Linked DNA regions of Homo sapiens: region 2 is linked to region 1. A link is an interaction called in ENCODE POLR2A ChIA-PET data of the cell type or tissue named here. Cell type or tissue: PC-9. All regions are shown on one strand. Region 1 overlaps SCD5 (stearoyl-CoA desaturase 5). Region 2 overlaps SCD5 (stearoyl-CoA desaturase 5).

Region 1 (8,000 bases):
TAAAATATTTAAGTGTTGAAAGAGAAAAATCCACCCACCTAGAATTCTGTACTCAGCAAAATTACTCTTCGAAAATGAAGTAGAAATAAGGACTTTCTCAAGCTGGGTGTGGTGCTATGTGCCTATAGTCCTAGCTACTAGGGAGGCTGAGGTGGGAGGGGCGCTTAAGCCCAGGAGTTCAAGGCTGCAGTGAGCCATGATTGCTCCACTGCACTCCAGCCTGGGTGACGGAGTGAGACCCTGTCTCTAAAAAAAAAAAAAAAAAAAAAAAAAAAAAAAAAAAAAAGACATTCTCAGACAAACCAAAATTGAGGGAATTTGTCACCAGTATACTTGCCTTGCAAAAAATGGTAAAAAGAGTTCTTCAGAGAGAAGAAAAATTATATCAGAAACCTGGATCTACATAAGTGAAGGTAAAATAGAAACTTTTATTATTCTTATTCTTAATCTAACACATAACAATTTGTTCAAAATAAGAATAGTAACAATTTGTTTAGTGATTATAGCTTATGGATACGTAAAATGAATGACAACAATGTCGTAAAAGACAGGAGGGAGAAATTGGGAATACACTGTTAGAAGGTCCTTGTGCTACTGCAGGTACTATTATGAAGTGGTACAGTGTTATTTGAAAGTGGGTTTCGATTAGTTGTAAATGTATATTGCAAATTCTAGGGCAATCCATAAAAATTTTTAAAAAGAAGTATAATTCATATGTTAAGAGAGGACAGAAAATAGACTTATACAAAATGGTCCATTAAAACCACATAAAAATAGAAAAAGAGTAGAATACACAAATAAAAAGTAAGAAAAAGAGCAGCAAATGGAAAACAGAAACTTGGTAGATATTGATCCAACTATATCAATAATTGGTAACTTGGTAGATATTAGTCCAACTATATCAATAATTACTTTAAGTGTGAATGGTCTAAATATACCAATTAAAAGACAGACTGTCAGAGAGGATTAAAAAAAAAAAAGACTAAACTCTATGTTGTTTAGAAATCATGCTGTAGGACAGCACATAAGAATATCCAGTGGGTGGCCTGAATCAGGACAATGGGGTTTCAGTCTGTCTATCCACTAATTAGCTGTGTGAACTTCGAGAAGTCACTGGTATTCTCTGTTTACTCCTCTGTAGAATATGAGAATTTAAGCTAAATCCCTTTAGTTCTCTTCCAGCTCTCAATCCAATGCCTCATTACCATGACTTGATAAGGAAATATGAGCCACGAGGGAGTGGGCTGAAGCATCTAGTAGGTGCTTTTGGTTGGACTGGGTCTGTGAGAGACCCAGATGTAGCCAGCAGAAGCAGATGCATGAGCGTGACAGCACAAATCTGAATCCTGGCTCTTCCTTGTGAAAACTTAACTCTTGGAGAACAGGCATCTCTCACCTGGGTCCATCTTTGACTTGGAGCAAATTATAAGGAAGTTGCAAGCAGTCTTTAGGTTGACTTCACCCTACTGGCAAGGAAGGAGGATAGACCATAGAGGAACTCAGGAGATCTTTGCTGAATACAAGCGTTCAGGTTCAGAGGGGACAGAGGATTTTATAGCTCCTTATCAGGCATTCCTGCCCCATCATCATCTTTTTTTTTTTTTTTTTTTTTTTTTTTTTTGTGAGATGGAGTCTCACTCTGTCGCCCAGGCTGGAGTGCAGTGGTGTGATCTCATCTCACTGCAACCTCTGCCTCCCGAATTCAAGTGATTCTCCTGTCTCAGCCTCTCAAATAGCTGGGACTATAGGCATGCACCACCATGCCCAGCTAATTTTCGTATTTTTAGTAGAGACGGGGTTTTGCCATGTTGGCCAGGCTGCTCTCGAACTCCTGATCTCAGGTGATCCACTCGCCTCGGCCTCCCAAAGTGCTGGGATTACAGGTATGAGCCACCACGCCCAGCCCATCATCATTTTTTTAGACTAAAAGTATCTCCACCTTTCCTACTATTGCCTCTCAGCCCCATACATACATCTTCTATAGAAGAAAAAGAAAAGGAGTTTAAAATGTTTAAGTCTCAACGTTAAGAATACTGTTCTTAATGCTCAAGGTCTTGTTTGTAGCATCTAGCAAAAACCCTGCTGATCCCAAACAGAGACAGCTATGGCATGACTTGTCCATTTTGGCCAATGGCATGACCATTCCGGTGAAGGAGAGAAGAGAGAGAATCTTTGAAACTATCTTTAAAAACCCATGGATTATCAAAGGGAAACTAAATCAATGACTGCATTAAGTCAGGGTTGTAAGTCACCATCCTACACTGGCAGATCATAGCATTTTTTCATTTCCCCAGGTTGTTCTCCTCATAGGGTTAAGTGGTTTAAATAAATTGTTCTAGACACTGACTAGTTCTAGTTCTGTTCTAGTTCTCTCCCACTGACACAGTTCTGCATGTTATGGAAACTGGCCCTAATCTGATCTTAGAGAGGTACCTTCCACCTAGGTCTAAGTGACATTGTTATAAAACCCCAGGTCCATGAAACACTGAAATTTCCACTGGGAAACTTTGGGGATTCTAATATCCTACTAGACAGAAAAGCTCCATGAAGGCGAAGCTTGTGACTCTTTGCTCATTGTTATTCTCACTGTGCCTTCTCAGTGTCTGCCACATAGTAGGTGCTCAATAAGTATTCGTTGAATGAATTTTAAAAATCCACTACAAATGTGGGCCTTGAAAAAGTATGCATAGTTCAAATTTGATGGTTTCTAAAACTACATTTTAAAGCTGTTCATTTATTTTTTTATTTACCTAACAATCATTAATTGTTTTCTATATGACAGACATTAGCATACAGAAACCAATTAAACAATATATCAATTCTCATAAAAGAGAAGGGGAGAACAATATTCACCGATTGCTACTATAAGCTTGGTACTTTTTATTCATTATTTTATCTTCCTAGCAACTCTGTGAGGCAAATATTATTATCCTCCCCTTGCAGATAAAGGAACTGATACTTGCAGAAAGGCTCACATCTAGCAAATGGCAGAGCAAAGAATTTATTCTAGGACCTGGGTACTTCCATCTACAGTGTACTTTCTCCCTAAAATAAATTTAAAATCACAGTCTAATATTCTGTTATGTGGTGTTTTGTTAAGAAAACTTAGGTTTTCAAATTTTGAGTTATAAACAAGTAGTTTCATGAGAAAAAAAATCAGAGTTTTAGGCTTCAGCTACAAGTTATTTATCTTTGAAAAAAAGTCCAATAATAGAAATGTTTTATAACTACATGAGTGTGTCATTGGAGGCTATAAAGAAAGGATTGCTTGAACACAAGAAATGAAAATTATCAAGTTAGGTCCTCAACGTCATCTAAGACCTAAGTCAATTATTATTTTGAAAGCACAACACTGAAATAAGATGGCTGAAGTCAAAATAAAGTGCAGCATAGTTCACACTGCCAGTGGTGAACAAATGAACATGGAACCAGGAAGCTGCCAACTGCTCCCTTATGCTTAATAGCTTATTTCCTAGGACCTCAGTACTAATACCTGATGTGCTTGAATGACAAGCAGTATATATACACACCACCAATTGTGTTTCCTAATTGACCTATTGTGTTATATCCTATTTACCTTATGAAAAGTCAAACTGTGTAAGAGATGCCTAAAATAAGGAAATGAATTCTGAGCTACAAGAGCACTTAGTGAAATATTCCGCATCAGGTTGTCTCGTAGGAGTGGAAGGCCCATGGCAGAGGTGGCCACATGAGCTGTGTGTCTGAGGGCCACAGGGAAGCTCCTGGGTCACCCGTCTCCCTGGACTCTAGAGCACTTTTCGCAATCACCATTCCTTCCCAATGAGTGAAAATGCACGGGGCCCAGAATCATCTACACTCATAATGTGGGCAGAAGTTTTGAAAACAAGTTGTTCTCACTCAGATTAGGAATTGGGAAAACAGAGATCCATGACCAAACCAAAAGTACCCAAGGAAAGTACCCAAGGAGGTGGGGAATGGTCTAGGACTGGGATAGTCTTAAAGAATATGGCCCAATCCTAGTGCAGTGATGACCGTCTCTTACATTTTTATAGCTCCCTGCAGTTTTCATTGATTTTATAACAACCCTGAGAATGAAGTTTTGTTCTTATTTTTACAGATTAAGAAACTGAAGTTGAGGAAGTGATTCACAGCCAGCACCCATCAGAGTAAAATCCCTGCGTCTTCAAACTTCAGATGGAATAGTCTTTCCACCATGACCTCGCAGGGCAACCTCGGGACTAGGTGTTGTAAGAGCAATGACTTGGAGTCAGGCTGGCCTGCATTTGCCTAGCCCTGAATGTACTGCTTTTTAGGCATATGATTTGGGCAGGTTCTTTAACCTCACTGAACCTCATTCTCCTCATCTGTAAAATGGGACACATGTAACATCTAGCTCACAGGGCTACTATGCGGATCAAATACTATATGCATACCAGTGTGCTTATCACAGAACTTGGCCCCTGGTTAGGGCTGGACAAATGTTGAGGCTTTCAGGGTATGTTCACAGCATGGGCTCTGGATAGAGGAGTCTCCTTTCCCCTCAGTAGTTCAGCATGCCTTAGGGCACAAAACCCCCCCAGGGGACATTTTACTGTATCTAAAAGCTACAAAGAGATAAAAACTTGGGACAGACTGGGCGTGCTTGGGGCCTGAACACTGAGTCTAGGACAGGGGTGGAGGGGTGTCAGCCCATCTTTCCCCTCCTCCCATACTGCCATCTGCACTGGGTCTCCCAACACAGAGAGGACCCTCCATCCTCACCTGGAAAGCCATGGAGTTGGCGACAGCCAGAAATATCCTCAGAGGCAGCTTGGCCCGGTAGGACCTGTGGCTCCACAAGCGATGGGCACCAGCTGTCACACCCAGAGCGGCCAGGAGGAAGCAGAAGTAGGCTGCAAGACACAAGCAGGGACAACGTCAACAATGGTCCCTGAGCTTTCAAACACCCCCCATGCTTTTTCTCTCCTGAACAGGGACACACGTGAAATGGTGTCAGGGGGGAAAGCTGCAACATGAAGAATCAATAACTTGAGAGGAGGCAGCCTTTTTATTGATTTGTAGCATCCCAGTACCATGCATAAGCAGAGAACTTTCTTCAGCAAACTTTGACCTTTGAATATCCTTCCCTACAGCAAATCTTTTATTTGCTAATGTTTCTTGCCAGTCTTGATGCAAAGTCACAACCATGTCAATGTACATTTGCAATTCAATTTCACACATACACTCTCGGCAGGGCAGAGATTGAGCTCTACCTCACCTCTTAATTGGCACACATGACAGGGTGAGTGTTATGTGAAGAGCATATTTCTAAGTGGCAGTGCCCATTATTGGTATCAATAAACATATTTAAAGAGAGCACAATATTACATCTTCCAGAAGTGTTTGACTGATCTTGATCTCAATCTATATTTATTTGGTTCTAAAAACAAGATTTACCCTTAACTCTAAGAATAAACGGTCCCTGAATACATGTGGTTTTCATGAACATGACAAATCATTCCTTACTTGAAAGGTTAAAAGCAAAACACAAACAACAATCTGCCCACAAATCACAGAAAGCTGCAGTAAATAAAAAGCTCTGGCCTCCTTTGTTATTGTAATTTAACCTTGGTCATGAGTCCATGAAATGGACAGTCATTTTCCTTGTCATCCCTGGCCTTCTTATCTCTATTAACATTTTTTTTTTCAACTAGCAAGTAGTCAGGGAACAAGTAAAATCTAGAATGGAAAAATTCAATGTGATTCTATTCTGCCAGTAGGCTGGACCTTGGGTGCAATAAAATTAATTCCAAGACTCCATGAAAAACATTGGCTAAAAAAGGATCACTCTAATCCACATTTCCCAGTCAGACCTTTACCACAGACATTGTCTTGTCCTTTTGGGAATCTCCAATAATTTAGGGATCACTTGCATGGTTGTCTGTCTATCCCTATGGCACCAACAGTGGTTCACAGCAGCGCCTGTACTGTGCAGTAGTGGCTGTCGGTTTCCCATGGTCCTTCTAACAACTGGAATTTGGCCATGTGACCTGGCCCTGGCCTAGTATACTGCCCTGTCTTCCCAGACATGAGAATAAACACCTGAGCCAATCCTTTTCCCTCTTCTGGCTCAAAGCCTAAGCTGGGGTTTACCAAAGATTACATATTACCAAGCTGAGAAAACCTGATTACAATAGCAAATCTTGAGGCCAAGAAAGTGAGACATGAAGACAATGAAGATGCCCACAAGAGCTAAACCTGCCTTGAGCCACTGGTTGCTGACCTAGGAGCTCTGTCATTCTTCTTTTGATCCTGGGAGCCTGCACAGTGTGTCCTAGTTACCAGAGCCAACAGACTTCATTTTCTTGCTTAATCTAGCTTGCACTGGATTTCTGACGCTTAAATTCTGCTGAAGCTCTTGGGAGGAAACCAACCCTCTGGTCATGACCCAAATGAGGAAAAACCACAAAAAGCCTGGGCTGAATGTAAGGATTCATGGGCTGTCCCATTAACAGGATTCAGTTTTCCTATTTTGACAGTGCTAATTCTCTGTTCTTAATTTCTCTTCTATGATCCTTGTGGAGACTCATATTCAAACAAGTGTTCAGTTGGATGCTTACTAGCTGCATCTGAGGTAATGAAATATTCAGACAAAGAACTTGTGACTTTGAGGAGATAAAAGGAGTAATGGGTAATGCCAAATACTTTACCAAGTAGCTCATACCTCACAGAGAAAGGTGCTAAATCAATAGAAACCAGAATCACAAAATGACAGAATTATAAGCAACAAACAAGTATGGCAGTCTGGATGCAAACAAGAGTCATTGATTCTGGTTAGCTCAAGCCAAAAACAAAAACAAAAGCAGGAATTAAAAAATATATGGAGCAGCCTAGAGAACTCACGGACGGTCCTGCAGGACAGGCTACTATGCCACCTCCAAGATGGTCCATGTGCTCCCCACCTTCTGGCATGCATGGCCTTGTGTAGTCTCTTCCCTATTAGTAACTTGCTTCTAACCAAGAGAATATAGCAATATTGAGGGAATATCAGTTCCATGATTAGTTTACAAAAGATTGTGACTTCTGTTTTGCTAGCAGATTCTCTCTTGAGCTGGCTTTGATAAAGCAAGCTGCCATGTTGGGGAGGCCCATGTGGCAAAGAATTGAGGATTCCTCCAGCCAACAGCCAGTAAGGAAATGAGGCCCCCAGTCCAACAGCCCTCAAGGAACCAAATCCTACCAACAACTACATGAGTGAGCTTGGAAGCAGATCCTTCCTCAGTTGAGCCTTCAGGCAAGATTGTAGCCCTGACCAACACACTGCAGCCCCGTGGGAGATCTTGGGGCAGAGGATCCAGCTAAGCTGTACCTGGACTCCTGTCCCACAAAAACTGTAAGAAAATAAATATGTTTTGTTTTACACTACTAAATTGGGGGTAATTTGTTATGCAACAATAGATAACTTGAATACAAAACATAAGCAGGAACCTTTCATTCATGGAAGGAAGGTACATCTTAAATCCTGATTGTAGAATAGTTTATCATCTATAGGGAAAGTAAACAGGCTGGTGTTGCATGGGGTAGGGGGTGGAGGAAAGGGGAAGAAGGCAGTGGCTGCTAATGGGTTCTATGAATAAAAATGTTTTAAAATGTATTTTAGGGCCAGTTGCACAATTCTGCAAATATACTAAAAACAAATGACTTGTATACATTAAATAGGTGAGTTGTACAGTATGAGTTATAGCTCAAAAATCCATTATTTAAAGAAACAATTACTGAATTCCCATTGGATTTTGTTATTATATATATTTTCTTACTGTAAAATAAAATAGACCCGTCCCAAAACAGAACAAAGCAATCAAAAACCAACCATTGGCCTAGGATGCTCCCACAGGCATCACCACCCCTAGATACTTGCCACCACCAGACATGTGTCATAACTTGGACCCTTGAATCTTCCACAGAGGTCAAGAAGAGCCTCTGTTTGACCCTACACCTATGCCTGAAGCTATCAAGACCACCCAGGATTCCAAGGCAGA
Region 2 (8,000 bases), 73 kb after region 1:
CGGGAGGCTGAGGCAGAAGAATTGCTTGAACCCAGGCAGCAGAGGTTGCAGTGATCCAAGATCATGCCACTGCACTCCAGCCTGGGCAATAAAATGAGACTCCATCTCAAAAAAAAAAAAAAAAGCACATAGAAATACATCCTATGGAAATGCATCTAGAAATTTATTCTGAGGAAATTATTAAGGATGTGCATGAGGATGAAGCTACAAGGATGTAGCCTGATAACATCAACACTGCAACAACAACGAAAAACAACCTAAATTTTCAACAATAGGGGGTTAAGTACATCTAAACGTTGGAATACGATACTGCCATTAAAAAAAAATCCATGATCCACATCTATGGACATGAAAAGATGTCTACGACGCATTAACGCATGAAAAAACAGCTAACAAAACAAGGTTATAGTATAATTGCAGACAGTGAGACAAATTGTGCATAGAGAAAAAAGGCTGAAAGGCTATAGCCCAAAATGTTAATAATAGTATCTCTAAAATGGGGAGATACAAGTAACTTTTTTGCTTTTGCTTTTGCTTCCTTGTGTTTTCTAGGCTGTCAACAATGAACAAGTACTTCTTAATTTATAAAATGTAAGATAAAATTCCTCGAAAAGAAAGAGTAGCCCCAGGTTTTGAGCACAGAAACCCACAAACCACTTCTCCCTGGGAGAAAAGTGACCTTCCCTCTTCCCCCACCCTTTGCTCCTCCCAGCATGTAAGAGGAATTTACTGCCTGAAGAAAACTGTTACATAGACCCAGTCTCTTGGTTCTGTTTCTCTCCCACCCTGCCCGCTTCTCTTCCACCCACTCTGTCTTCCCAGGATTCCAATTAAAGTGACTAATAAGAGCTTTGAGACTGATGGAGGAATTTGGAATTTGACCATCAGCAAAGCTTTAGAGGCACCAACAGGGGAGAAGTCCTTAAACCCATTCCCTGGAACTAATCCTGCCCTGCCTGACTGCCCTCAGCTCACCAAGGACCCACTCTCTGCAGCGGCCAGTCTTTCCTCTGGCATGTTCCAGATTCTCTAGGCCAGGGAGTTCAGACCGTTGGCTCCCTTCCTCTCCCCCACAGCCTGCCACTTCACTGCTAATTAGCACCTCCAGCTCAGCCAGCACAGGGTGGACAGAAGCAAAGCCATTGCTTCTGCCTCTTGCTAGAGAACAGCTGCTGGGAAAGAGGTGGCAAGCATTGGTCAGGATGAGTTTGTGGATATCCCCCAGATTCACTGGACCACAGTTGCTTCCCTCTCCTGTTCACTCCTTATTTCACTCACGCCCTGGTTGGGAGCTGCTTGTAGGCATGGATTCTGAGCAGGGCTGGAGCTATGGAAGCTCAGTTCAATGGCTTGTTCAATGGCTCTTGGGTATGGCCTAGGAAAGCATCGGCATAGGTGTAGGTGAGGTGTATGCATGTTGAGGGCAGATAAAGGAAAGTGGGGGAGTAAGAACATCTGGGGCTCAAGTCCTCACTTCCAAGATGACAGAGAAAGAAGAAACGACGGTCATGCCCAAAAGGGCCATGCCACGTGCAACCTATTTGCTGCAAGAACTGCACCTGATGCATGTTCAAGGACCAGGCTATTAAGAAGTTTGTGGCCAGGTGTGGTGGCTCATGTCTATAATTCCAGCAGTTTGGGAGGCTGAGATACAAGGATCACTTGAGGCCAGGAGTTTAAGACCAGCCTGGGCAACACAGTGAGACCGTCTAGAAAAAATTTAAAAATTAGCCAGGCATGGTAGCACATGCCTGTAGTCCCAGCTACTCAGGAGACTGAGGCTGGTGGATCACTTGAGCCTGGGAGGTTGAGGCTGCGGTGAGCTGTGATCATGCCACTGCACTCCAGCCTGGGTGACAGAGACCCTGTCAAAAAGAAAAAAAAAAAAGTTCATCATTTGAAACATAGAGGCTGCAGCTTTCAGAGACATTTCTGAAGCAAGCATCTTCGACGCCTATGTGCTTTCTAAGTGTGAAGCTACATCACTGTGTGAATTGTGCCATCCACAGCAAGGTAGTCAGGACTTCATCTCATGAAGGCCGAAAGGACAAAGAATCAAATACCTTCATCCCGATTTACATCTGCACGTGCTGCCCCACAACCTCCACCAAAGCCCATGTAAGAAGCTGAGTCCTTAAGGACTGAAGAAAAACTATTCTCTGGAGAAAACAAAAATGGAAATTATACGTAATATAGCATGTGGAGCGTATCTGTGCCAGATACGGTGGGGAGTTTGTGTGTCTGTTAGACCAAGTGCTCTGGTGTAAAGTGCCACATAGTGTTTTCATGGGGAAGAGAGCTTATCCATGAATATTAAACCTTAACTCTTTTGCAATCATATCCTTGGCCTCCCCAGTTTGCATGTGAAAAAAAGATCATTTCGGCATCTGTGAATGTTGTGTCAATTTGACCTGACCGAGTTTAAGTTAGCATCCTAAAAATAGGTGAAGACTGTCTAGGAGAGCAGGGAAAAACTGAACATGGTTGAGTGAGGAGCACATTAGGAACTGACTTAGAGGTGTTCATATCCCTGCTGGAGGCTTTCCTAGGAAAGGCATGACCTGGACAGCTTCAAAGCATCCGAGGATTCACATGCAGATCCTCAACCTCCTGCTTGGAATTGACCTGTGGTGAGCCAGCCTCTTCCAACGAGCATCTGTCTCTGGTGCATTTCTCTATGGAGCAGAAATGTCCAAGACACCAGAGGCATTTCTAGAAACCTGTGGGAGTCTCACAAGAGGAAGAAGAAGTTCCATAAAGTATGGAGAAAGGCTATGCCTTATTTTGTCTATGTAACAATGGTATGGTTTATGTGTTCTAGAATTCAGAAATAAGAAAGTTAACTAGAGATACATATTTATGTTAATCTGAGAAATCCATTTGGTAGTAGATTGTTGGGACTGACTTTGCTGCATAGGTTATATGTGTTTCTGAAGCTAAACCTGTAGCTTAGAGATTTTAATAACATGCATTCTGCTGAAAAACAAAAACAAAACAAAACTCATCTGGGAAGCTGTGCTGAACTACATGCTGCGCCCATGCTCTTCTGCAGACTTCTGACCACTAGTTCTGGGCAGAAAACTGGATGGATGAGGAGCCGGAGAGCTCTCCTTTTAGCTCCTACATGCCAGACAGTGGCCCTCTCTCTGAGCACCTTAATTAATTAGCCCCATGACATCACATTGGGGTCAGCAACATGATCTCCATTGTACAGATGAAGAACTGAGATGGCGAGAATCTAAGTTACTTGTCTGAGGTCACACAGCCAGAAAGTCTCTGAGAAAGTGTCAAGTTTCCCCTCCTCGGCCTACTCTCCCTTCCCAACCCTGGAATGTGTTTTCTCGCCAAGAATTGAGCAAAGTATCTTTCAAACAGCATCAGATATCCAGTGCAATCAAGACAAGTTTTGTGATAAGAAAGTGAGTCCTCAGGGCTAAGGCCTATGGTTTAGTCAATTCCCTGGGAAACAGGTGCTGAAAACATTCATGACATCAGAGAGTGCTGAGGATACACACAGGGTATACTATTTCTGGTCAAAGACAGCTTAATAGGTGTGTGATGGTTGGTGACACAGGGCCCCATCCTTAGGAGGGCCTCATGCGTGGTTAAATGCACTGCTATCACCATCTTGAAATTCTTAATAATCATTGAACAGGTGCTATATTTTCATTTTGTACTGGGCCCTATAAATTATGTAGCTGGTCCTGCTTCTGGGAAAGTATCTTGGTCGCCTCCCTGCATTCCCCATTCCCAACCATGGGGCTTCCTGTGGGGCCAGGATTCTATATAGTCTTAGTAAGTGATGTTTTCTCGGCCAGTGTTTAAAACCAAAACAAAACAGAAGCCCCAAATTCATGCAACTAAGCAATAAAGTCTCTTCACCGAGCAACACTCCCCCTTTGAAAGCTGACGCTGCCCCCTTGAGACATTTCCCCCCTCAAAACCCTAGCCCCCTATTTACAAATAGCAAAGTCATGGAACCAACCCAAATGCCCATCAATAATAGACTGGATAAAGAAAATGTGGTATATATGTACCATGGAATATTATGCAGCCATAAAAAGGAATGAGATCATGTCCTTTACAGGGACATGGATGAAGCTGGAAGTTATTACCCTCAGCAGACTAACACAGGAACAGAAAACCAAACACCACACGTTCTCACTCATAAGTGGGAGTTGAACAATGAAAACACATGAACACAGGGAAGGGAACAACACACACCAGGGCCTGTTGGGGGATTGGGGGTGAGGGGAGGGAACTTAGAGGACAAGTCAATAGGTCAACAGCCTCCAGAACCCACCCTGCCTCCAGTCACATTTTGCTAAGATGTCACCCCAGGGACCTGGCCCAAGGAGGGTGCTCGTACACTGACACCTATTGCTACTGTAATGAACTGTCACAAAGTTAGTAACTTACAGCAACAAACATGTATTATTTACAGTTCTACAGATTAGAAGCCTGAGCCAGGTGTGGCTGGGCTGCAATTCTTTGGAAGGATTTGTCCTTTGGAAGGTCCCTACAAGGGCCGCATGCTCTAGGGGCTATTCCTGGCCAGTGGGCCTCAACCTGTGAGCTGGCCAGACCATCCCCAGGGAGGGGAGGACAAGGTCAGCAAACTTGCCACTCTGATGACCCTTTGATGTCCCCTTCACAAGAACAAGCTCTCCTCAAAGAAAGCCTTTAAATAACTGGGCGTTTCTGTCCAGGTAGTACCTATGATAACTGAAGGAACCAATGCAGGTTAGTTTTCCTCAGTGTCTGGGTATGGTAAGCAGAATAACAGCTCCCAGAGATGTCCACATACTGGTATCTGTGAATGTATTACATTACAGAGCAGAAGGTAATTAAGCTCACAGGTGGAATTAAGTTTGCCAACTAGCTAATCTTTTTTTTTTTTTTTGAGATGGAGTTTCGCTCTTGTTGCCCAGGCTAGAGTGCAGCCGTACAATCTCAGCTCATGGCAATCTCTGCCTCCCAGGTTCAAGCGATTCTCCTGCCTCAGCTCCCAAGTAGCTGGGATTACAGGCATGCGCCACCACGCCTGGCTAATTTTGTATTTTTAGTAGAGACGGGGTTTCTCCATGTTGGTCAGGCTGGTCTCGAACTCCCGACCTCAGGTGATCCACCCGCCTCGGCCTCCCAAAGCGCTGGGATTACAGGCGTGAGTCACTGCGATCAGCTGCCAACTAGCTAATCTTAAACTAGCAAAAGTATCCTCAACTATGTGGGTGTGCTTAATGTAATAATGAGAGTCCTTACAAGTGGAAGAGAAGCAGAGGAGGAGGCCAGCGTGATGTCATGTGAGAAGGACTCAGTGTGCTCTTGCTGGCTTTGAAGATGGAGGAAGGGCCCATCAGCCAAGGACAGCATGCAGCCTCTACCAGGTGAAAAAGGCAAGGAAACAGATTACCCACGAGGGCCTCCTGAATGTCGACACTTTGATTTTAGTCCAGTGAAACCTAGGTCAGGTTTCTAATCTGCAGGAAATAGTAAATTTGTGTTGCTGAAAGTTGTCAGGGCTCAGCCACCAGGCATGCATCAGTGGGCAATGCTGTCCCAGAGCTGCCCACACATGGAGTGCCCAAATCACTCCTCTGTAGGAAGTCAGAACCTTCAGGACTGTGTTGCCTAAGGATGCTAGGCAGGGCTCAGGAACCAGAACAACCTCATGCAAACCCTGACGGCCCCTTAACAGCTCTGTGACCTTGGGCAAATCACTCCTCCCTGTCTCTTTGTTTCCTCAAAAGCAAAATGTGGATGACACCAGGACGAGGCTGTCATTCCTTACCCAAAACCTTGGGGTCAGATGTGCTTCAAGGTTCACAATTTTTCAGATTTTTGTATAGTGCATTTGCACTACAATAATGCCCACAGTGAGTCCATCATCAAACACAATATGACTATTCAGACTAAATAGGTCAGTTTTGCCACCAAATGGATTCACTGGGTCAAGTTTTCTCTCTAAATTAGTTATAAAATAACTTTTGTTCTCAAAGTTATTGTTGCTGTTCCTAACTACAGCAAGGATACTGTGGCCCTATAATTACTTCATAGAGTTACTATGTGGATTAAAAGAGTTATAATACAGGAAGCACTTAGGCCCATGCCTGATGCACAGAAAGCACATAAATGTTTAGGAACATCTGTAGCCAGTTTTCTTGCACAGTTCTACATTCCATGCCTAGCATGTGCTGTTACAGCTGTTGGGAATGCATTTTCCCTGGTGTTTCTGCCTGGAGAACTCCCATTCACCTATTCAAAGGTAACTTGGTGTCACCCCCACCATGCAGGTGTCCTTGACCACTCTCCTCTAGTCACACCTGCACCCCAGGCCTACTTCTCTGCTGGCATTCCTCACACTGCATTATAACTGGCCTAGGTCCATCTCCCCTTCTAGATCTCGTGAGTAGGAATGATAGCTTGCTTACCTGTGTATTCTTAGCACTTAGCACACACTAGGCCCATGTCCACAAATGTGTGGAAAATGGAATTTAATCAGACACCTAAATCTCTCAGCCTGCCAGTCTCCAAGCAGGTGCAGAAAAGCACATCCCAAAAAGGGCTCCCTCACTGCTCTCAAATCTGAACAGAGACTAAAAACACCAATTTGCACATTCAGCATTATCACAACAGTGCCTGGAGAACTTCTTTTGCTCCTTAAAATACTTCATCTGTCTCATAAGCCCAATTAATATCCACCAGAAATGGCCCTGGCCAAAGGGAGACTTGGGAGATTAATTAGCACTTCAGCTATTCAGCAAAAATTTATCTGAGTCCAAAATCTCTCCCTTCAACCTTCAGACTGAAGAAACACCTGGCCACCCCAGGAGGCCCCAGGGGGCCAGCCTGGACGGCTGCTTCTCCGGGGCCTGCTGCTTCCACAGCGTCAGGGGAGGTCCGGGCACAGGGCCAAGGGGCGGCTTTGCTTTCACAGTGCTTTGTATTTCCTCTTCCCTATGAAGACACCAACAGTTAGAGGTGGGCCCTGGCTAGGTCTAGAAGGCCCCCACCAGCCTCCTCACACTCACATAATTGAAAGGGAGAGAAACGCAGCAGGGCCCCCCAGAGGAGGGCTGGAGAAGCCTCAAAATAAACAAGCACCAGCTAGGGCTTGAGAATCATTCACACTAAAAGAAAAAAGGACTTGAGGGCCGGGCGTGGTGGCTCATGCCTGTAATCCTAGCACTTTGGGAGGCCGAGGCAGGCAGATTGCCTGAGCTCAGGAGTTCGAGACCAGCCTGGGCAACATGGTGAAACCCTATCTCTACTAAAATACAAAATAATTAGTCAGGCGTGGCGGCGTGCTCCTGTAGTCCCAGCTACTAGGGAGGCTGAGGCAGGAGAATAGCTTGAACCCGGGAGGCAGAGGTTGCAGTGAGCTGGGATCACGCCACTGCACTCTAGCCTGGCTGACAGAGTGAGACTCTGTCTCAAAAAAAAAAAGAAAGAAAGAAAAAAGGACTTGGAAAGTACATCTCCTTTCCAAGAGAAGGGAGGGGAAAGATTCAACAGCAGAAGGAATGGAAATATCCACTTGGGTTATGCTGTGGTTTGAATGTGTCTCCCTAAGTTCATGTGTTGGAAACTTGATTCCCAGTGCCACAGTGTTGGGAAGCAGGCCTAATGGGAGGTGTTTGGGTTACTGGGCCACTACCCTTATGAAGGAATTAATGCCATTACTGTAGGAGTGGACTAACTATAAAAGGATGAGGTGGGCTCCCTCTTGCTCTCTCTCACCCTCTCATTGCCCTTGCATAATAGGATGATGCAACAAGAAGGCCCTCACCAAATACCAGCCCCTCAGTCTTGGACTTCCCACCTTCCAGTATTATGGAAAATGAATTTCTGTTCATTTGAAGTTACCCAGTATTCTGACATAGCAGCACAAAACAGACTAAGACAGATTACTGTCCTAGATGAGGGTGGTCATCAGACCTCATCACCCTGTGGGTGAGCAAAATCACCTATGTCATGTGGCCACTGTTGACAGGATGCAG

The links. ChIA-PET counts read pairs that join two places held together with the same protein. Peaks named below come from ENCODE experiments on the same cell type or tissue, not always from the same donor. Only the 100,000 strongest peaks of a DNase experiment are listed, where the experiment ranks them.
Region 2: POLR2A ChIA-PET joins it to region 1 with 10 read pairs; 2 of 35 experiments call an interaction of 5 or more read pairs at or near these places.

The regions. Positions count from the first base shown.
Region 1 is chr4:82,700,540-82,708,539 of GRCh38, forward strand. SCD5 (stearoyl-CoA desaturase 5) reads right to left here. Exons shown (of 5, transcript NM_001037582.3): 2 at 4,744-4,874. Among named protein-coding and RNA genes, the nearest start is that of MIR575, 49 kb to the right of the region's middle. In PC-9, no CTCF peak of the experiment used is centred here; no DNase peak of the experiment used is centred here.
Region 2 is chr4:82,773,981-82,781,980 of GRCh38, forward strand. The region is part of intron 1 of SCD5 (stearoyl-CoA desaturase 5); the gene reads right to left. Among named protein-coding and RNA genes, the nearest start is that of SCD5, 21 kb to the right of the region's middle. In PC-9, no CTCF peak of the experiment used is centred here; DNase peaks (open chromatin) are centred at 3,391 and 6,911; H3K27ac peaks cover 2,361 bases.